Regions from separate parts of the Homo sapiens genome. Here region 2 is linked to region 1. The links are chromatin contacts, found by Hi-C or POLR2A ChIA-PET in ENCODE. All regions are on one chromosome and are shown on one strand. Each heading gives the region's core, a stretch centred on a gene start or an enhancer-like site at or near the end of the contact. The rest is flanking DNA. Distances are from core to core; before and after follow the strand shown.

Region 1 (3,250 bases), core at 420-2,919:
GCCGGGTGAGGTGGCTCACACCTATAGTCTCAGCTACCTGAGAGGCTGAGGTGGGAGGACAGCTAGAGCCCAGGACTTGGAGGTTAAAGTGAGCTATGATTGCGCCACTACACTCCAGCCTGGGCAACAGAGTGAGACTCTGTCAAAGAAAAAGAAAGGAAAGAAAAACATTTCAAATGGTAGATTTTTTTCAGCTTCAGATTTTCTTTTTTGGCGGGGGCGGTGGGGGTGGGGGCCAAGGTCTCGCTCCATTGCCCAGGTTGGAGTGCAGTGGTGCAATCATAGCTCACTGCAACCTCTAACTCCTGGGCTCAAGCGATCCTCTAGAGTAGACAGGTGGTCAGCACCATGCCAGCTAATTTTTTAATTTTAAACTTTTTTTCTATAGGTGAGGTCTCCCTATGTTGCCCAGGCTGGTCTCAAACTCCTGGCCTCATGCAATCTTCCCATCTTGGCCTCCCAAGGTACTGGGATTGCAGGTGTGAACCATCATGCCCAGTCCAGAATTTTGATTCAGGTCTTCACCAAGTACCCCATTGCATTCTGAGAGGAGGATGTCAATCCAGCCCGTCAGGCCACAGCGACATCAAGGCAAATGCTGGCAGCATTTGAAACCATTCAAGGGGCTACGTGTATTGCAGCAGGACCATTCACCATGATCTCTGGTTTGATGGCATAGGTGGGTTTTCTTTTTTTTTTTTTAATATATTATACTTTTAAGTTATAGGGTACATGTGCACAACGTGCAGGTTTGTTACATAGGTATACATGTGCCATGTTGGTTTGCTGCACCCGTCAACTCGTCATTTACATTAGGTATTTCTCCTAATGCTATCGCTCCCCCAGCCCCCCACCCCTGACAGGCCCCGGTGTGTGATGTTCCCACCCTGTGTCCAAGTGTTCTCATTGTTCAATTCCCAGGCATAGGTGGGTTTTCAGTGTCATCTAGATCTTTTGGGATGCTGCCTGCAGCATAGGTAAAAGGAAGACCACGTGGCCTGTCAAGTCATAACAAGCACAGGGCAGGACTCTGGGAGGCAGCATGGCATCGTGGCAAAGGGTGCCAGGCTCTGGCGTTCACTCTCTGAGATGACTTTGAGAAAGTACATAACCCCTCTGGGCCTCTGTTTCCTCATCTGTAAAACTGGGATAGTAATACTCCCTTCCTTGTAAGTGTTTATAAGAACTGAATATAGAACAATGCCTCGCACATGGTAAGACCTCAATAATATTAGCTGGGTTTTTTTGTTTGTTTTGTTTTGTTTTGTATTTCTTGAGACGGAGTCTCACACTGTTGCCTGGGCTGGAGTGCAATGGCGCGATCATGGCACATGCAACCTCCGCCTCCCGGGTTCAAGCGATTCTTCTTGCCTCAGCCTCCCAAGTAGTTGGGATTACAGCTACTGTAAGCCTGCCACCATGCCCGGCTAATTTTTTTTTTTTTTGTATTTTTAGTAGAGGAGGGGTTTCACCATGTTGGCCAGGCTGGTCTCGAACTCCTGACCTTGTGATCCGCCCGCCTCAGCCTCCCAAAGTGTTGGGATTAAAGGCATAAGCCACCGCACCCGGCCAATAATGTTAGCTGTTGTTACTATTTTTCTTTAAGCCATGAAGCAGTGTAAGTAGAGATGCAGCCACCAGGCAGGAGGCAAAGAGCTTTGTGCCTCCCTTGTAGCTTCCTGCCTTTCATGTGGGTCTTGAGGCTACATTTTGGACACAACAGGGAGGGAGGGGGATTACTATTCCAAAGATATCGATCCACTTCTCAACGAACATTTACAAGTTTAACTGTACCTCCAAATTTGTGGGTATCTTTTTGAAGACCCTCTTGGGGCCTCTGAGATGACAAAACCAGTCTGATTCCTGCTGAAGCCTTCTTAGTTGCCAAGATCAAGTGCAAGTTCTTAAGCTATTTTCTCTCAGCTCCAAACCTATTGGTGGCTTTGGAACAAACCTATTGCTGGAGCTATTTTCTCTCAGCTCCAAACCTATTGCTGGAGCTGGAACTCTCCAAACCATCTCTCTGCTTTACCAGCTGCTCCCTGTGAGGGGCCTGTGAGGGCAACTGAGGCTGGAGGAGGAAGAAAGGACTTGCTCTTTCTTATCTACTTCCTGTTCCTACACACATCACCCCAGGAACACAACTTTACTCTAGCGTAGCAGCAGCTGAATCTAGTTTTGCGATTCTTTCCAATTCTTGCACGACCAGCTTCACAGAACCTCCCCCAACCCAAGACAACAGCTCTCCTTCCTCAGAGGTCTATGTCCCAGGTCCACAGGGCCCCCTCCTCTTACTTTTCTTTTTAAAAAACTGTTTTCTATATATAATTCGCATACTATACAATTTATTCACTTAAAGTGTGCAATCCAGTGGTTTTAGTATATCACAAATATATGCATCACCACAGCTAATTTTAGAATATGTTCATCAATTCAAAAGAATACAGGAAAATAAAATAACGAGTGTTGGAGACGATGTACAGAAGCTGGGAACTCTTCTGCACCACTGGTGGGAATCAAAATGATGCCAAGGCGGGTGGATCACGAGGTCAGGAGTTCGATACCAGCCTGACCGACATGGTAAAACCCCATCTCTACTAAAAATACAAAAATTAGCCGGGCGTGCTGGCATGCACCTGTAATCCCACTTACTCAGGAGGCTGAGGCAGGAGAATCGCTTGAACTCGGGAGGCGGAGGTTGCAGCGCCACTGCACTCCAGCCTGGGTGACAGAGCAGGACTCCATCTCGAAAGAAAGAAAGAAAGAAAAAAAGAGGGCGGGGGAGGGAGGGAAGGAAGGAAGGGGAAAGGAAAGGAAGGAAAGGAAGGAAGAAAGGAAGGGAAGGAAAGGAAAGAAGGAAAGGAAGGAAGAAAGGAAGGGAAGGAAGGGAAGGAAGGGAAAGAAAGGAAAGAAAGGAAGAAAGAAAATGATGCAACCACTGTGGAAAACAGTATGGTGGTTTCTTTAAAAATTAAAAATAGGCCGGGCGCAGTGGCTCACGCTTTTAATCCTAGCACTTTGGGAGGCCAAGGTGGGCAGATCACTTGAGGTCAGGAGTTCAAGACCAGCCTGGCCAACATGTGAAACCCCAGCTCTACTAAAAATACAAAAATTAGCTGGGTGTGGTGGCATATGCCTGTAATCCCAGCTACCCGGGAGGCTGAGGCACAAGAATGCTTGAACCTGGGAGGTGGAGGCTGCAGTGAGCCAAGATGTGCCACTGCACTCCCACCTGGGCAACAGAGCGAGA
Region 2 (3,539 bases), core at 366-2,865, 160 kb after region 1:
ACTGCGGTCAGCGGGAGCCAGGGAAGACCCTGGGAAGGGCAGGTGGTTTGTGGTTTTGGTGGATGGAGGGCGAAGGAATCAGGATTTCAACTTGGGGCACGTGGGACGGTCAAGAGAGAAGTCTGAGCTGGAGATGCAGGGATGTCTCCAGCACACAGCTAGTGTCTCCAGCCACGAGAGCAAACACACACATACTTTCAGGTGGGCTAAGTGCCATGGAAAAAAAGAGAAAAGGGAGGCGAGAGTGTGTGTGGGGGCGGGAACGATGCAAAAGATGGCCGGAGGAGGCCTTTCTGAGAAAGGGACGCCGGCTTTCCCTCCGAGAAAGGGAAGCGAGAAGGGCGAGAAGCGCTTGCGAAAAAGCTGGCAGAGTGGGGCCGGGCGCGGTGGCTCAGGCCTGAAGTCCCTGCACTTTGGGAGGCCAGGAGTTCGAGACCAGCAACAGAGCGAGACCCCCATCTCTGCTTTATTAGATAAAAATAACTTTTTTTTTTGAGACAGTCTCGCTCTGTCACCCAGGCTGGAGTGCAGTGGCGTGATCTCGGCTCACTGCAAGCTCCACCTCCCGGGTTAATGCCATTCTCCTGCCTCAGCCTCCCGAGTAGCTGGGACTACAGACGCCCGCCACCACGCCCAGCTAATTTTTTGTATTTTTAGTAGAGACGGGGTTTCACCGTGTTAGCCAGGATGGTCTCGATCTCCTGACCTCGTGATCCGCCCGCCTCGGCCTCCCAAAGTGCTGGGATTACAGGCGTGAGCCACCGCGCCCGGCCAATAATTTTCAAAATAAGAAAATCTAGCAGTGCGCATCCAACCCAAGGCCCTCGCAGCCAGAGCAGAGGCACCAGGGCGGCCAGGCGAGGCGCTGCGAGGAAGCTGGTGCTTCTCGGAGTCCGAGACCCGGGCTGGGGAGAGCCCGAGGCAGAGCCCGAGGACCACGGCTCTCTGGCGGGCGTCCTGCCCAGCGGCGTGATTACCGGGCCGCCGAAACCGAAACCCATCTACTGGACACTTCCAGCTTCCTCCAAAGGCTGAGCAAGCTGAGCTACAAGGCAGATTTCATGTCTGCTGCCAGGCTCGACCGCTTTACAGACAATCCTCTCTCGTCTGGTAAACGCGTAAAACCTACACAATCACAACTTTCACAACGAGAGGGAAGCCGCAGGCCTCTCGTCGGCGCACGGGCCGCCTCGCCCGCGTCACTCTGAGGTAACAGCCTTTCTCTTCAATCGCTTCATGGAACTCCAGGACGCCAAGCCTCTTCCACTACGGGTCGAAGGATGGGTCACGTCACATTGCGCGAACAAGGATGGTCACGCGCCACAAAAGGACTTGCAGGGCGGGGCGACTCGACGGCCTTCCCTTTTGCTCCCATTGGCTGCGGTCGTCAGGTTCGCCTCCTCCACTACCTACCGGGGAGTTTAGGGCCTGACAGAAGCCCGCCCCCGCTGGCGCTCGTGCGCACGCGTGGCGGGCTCTCGGCGCACTGAGCAGGCGCGGCCTCGTGTCGGCCGGAGGGGGCGGGCGCAACGACGCGCGCTGCGTCCCGGCGCTCGGCTTTCCCTCCGCCGGTCCCGCCCTCCGTCGCGGCGGCGCGGTGTACCCTGGGATAGGGAGCGATCTCCGAGCGAGGCGGCAAGATGGACGCGGGATTTTTCCGCGTAAGTAGAAGCGCCGGGCGCCGGGGTGAGGCCAGGGACTTCTCGGTAAGGCCTGGTAGGAGACCTTAGCTTGGCACAGGGTGGCCAGCGAGGGGAGCTTCGGAGATCTTAAGGATTCCTCCTAGAGCCGGCGCACCCCCCCCCCCCCCGTGCGCTGCGGCGGAGACCGGTGCGCCCCTGCGCAGTCTCCTCCTCCGGAATGGTCCCCCCTACGCGGCGGCGACGGTGGCCGGAAAATGGCGGCGGGAATGGGCCGGGATGGTACCTCGCTGCCCGCCTGCCTGGCGGGGCCTGCAGGCCGAGCGCCGTGCGTGCCGCCGGGTCCTGGGGCCTAGCGGAGCCGGAGGAGGAAGTCCCGAGTGGGAGGCCAAAGGAAAGCCCTAAGGTCACTGGTGGCGGCAGGGCAGGGAGAATATGGTTTGGGGGTACATCTTGGGAGAGCACCTTAGGGGAGGGAGAACAGGAAGAAGCATTCAGCGGCTTTTTTTGAAAAAGCGCCCTCCCCGCCCCCCAACGTCCTCCCTCCAGGTCCTAAGCCTTCGTGGAGGCGCCAGGTCAGGGTTCGCGGGAGCTCCCGCCCAATTTGATATCCCTTCAGGGAGGGGGACGTAGATAACTTGTTGGGACAATGTGAATTTAAGGTTCTGTGAGGGTAGAGGGTGCAACGAAAACTATGCGCGGGTATGGAGGCAGGTTGTGGAGTGATTCAATTCCTTCCCGCCCTCCACATCCCTCACCACCCGCCACCATCGTGTTTTACTCTTGGAGTCCGCTGGTGAAAGGTAACTCTTACCTAGGCTCTGCCAGCGTCGTCTGCCCATCGCCTGCAGGCAGGGAAGTTACTCCGTCGTAGTTGGTTCTCGGGGCCCACACTTTATCAGGCTCGTGCTGGAGCCTGTGTGTCCCATAGTCCCCTCCTGTAGGAAATTAGTACTAGATCAAGATCTAGAAGGGACACAGGACTAGAGTTGAGCACCATTGGTCTCTCAGGGCTTGCAAACTGTTAATGCAGAATGAAGTCGTATAGAAACTAGTTGATCTAAGCCAATATATCCGTTTTCTGAAATACACGTTAGCTCTTCTCTTTAGAGCATGTAATTTGCAGTTTGTGTGTTTTCAAAGGAAAAATTGGAAGGGAGGAGGGCCAGAACTTTAGTAAAAATATCTTTGGACACTCCGAATTGGACATTGAAATCCTTCTTTAATTGGCTTTAAATATGCCAACGAGTTTTTCGTCATGTTAGAATGTTATCCCCCAAGTATTTTACCTAAGAACAACCAGCTGTTCTTAGGCAAACAGTAAGATACTTATTTTGGAATGATAGTTTCAGATTAGCGTATCGAATTTGCAAACTGCTTATGAACTGTCCATTTTGTAATTTCCATCAAAGTGTTTTGTAGTAAATATTCAATATTTTCTGCAGTGCAAGTAGTATTTTGAAACAAGTGAAAGCCTTTTCTGACTTTTGTCAAAATATTTTCTGTGGAAAGGAGTCCAAATAAATAAAAGAGTAAGGTGATTGATGAGCAAATTTTAACATGAAGTTTGCTTGTGGTATTGGTAAAGGTCTGGGAGAGGGGCGAGTTTTTAGTACACAGCCTACAATTGCTTAAATACAAGAGTTAACTGGATTTAAGATCCAAGTTAAAATATTTTAGGGTCATTATCTAGTACCCTGCCAACCAGATGAACTATTTCAGGTAGTATAGAAGTTATATCTTCCATTCAATGAACTTCTTCCACATGCCAGATACTTTACATATGTTATTTCTGGTATGTACACAGCAACCCTGCAGAGTAGGTTTCTATACCTCTATTTTAGCAGGGAAGGAACTATCCTCAGAGAGGCTGGGTAACTTGGTTTACGATCTTACGGC

The links. Hi-C counts contacts between places; a loop is a spot of excess contacts on that map. ChIA-PET counts read pairs that join two places held with the same protein, here RNA polymerase II (POLR2A). Pooled maps may share reads with other maps.
Region 2: a loop to region 1 is called in a map of CD4-positive, alpha-beta T cell, with 3 times the contacts of the local background. The contact joins the promoter of SRRM1 here to the enhancer-like site in region 1. A Hi-C loop is called at or near these places in 5 of 168 maps with a recorded cell type or tissue (CD4-positive, alpha-beta T cell, CD4-positive, alpha-beta memory T cell, mammary epithelial cell and 1 more) and 12 of 50 pooled maps. POLR2A ChIA-PET finds 5 or more read pairs at or near these places in 11 of 52 experiments (AG04449, CD4-positive, alpha-beta T cell, CD4-positive, alpha-beta memory T cell and 7 more).

Annotation. Positions count from the first base shown.
Region 1 is chr1:24,484,787-24,488,036 of GRCh38, forward strand. No RefSeq gene overlaps it. Among named protein-coding and RNA genes, the nearest start is that of RCAN3AS, 16 kb to the right of the region's middle. Within about 2 kb of position 1,670, at least 3 of the 41 ENCODE cell types and tissues checked have a DNase peak (open chromatin) inside an H3K27ac peak, as active enhancers do; they include CD4-positive, alpha-beta T cell, where a contact is called at or near this core.
Region 2 is chr1:24,641,687-24,645,225 of GRCh38, forward strand. SRRM1 (serine and arginine repetitive matrix 1) reads left to right here and starts at 1,616. Exons shown (of 17, transcript NM_005839.4): 1 at 1,616-1,661. The coding sequence starts at 1,641. RefSeq lists an enhancer at 1,188-1,287 and silencers at 1,358-1,677, 1,938-1,997.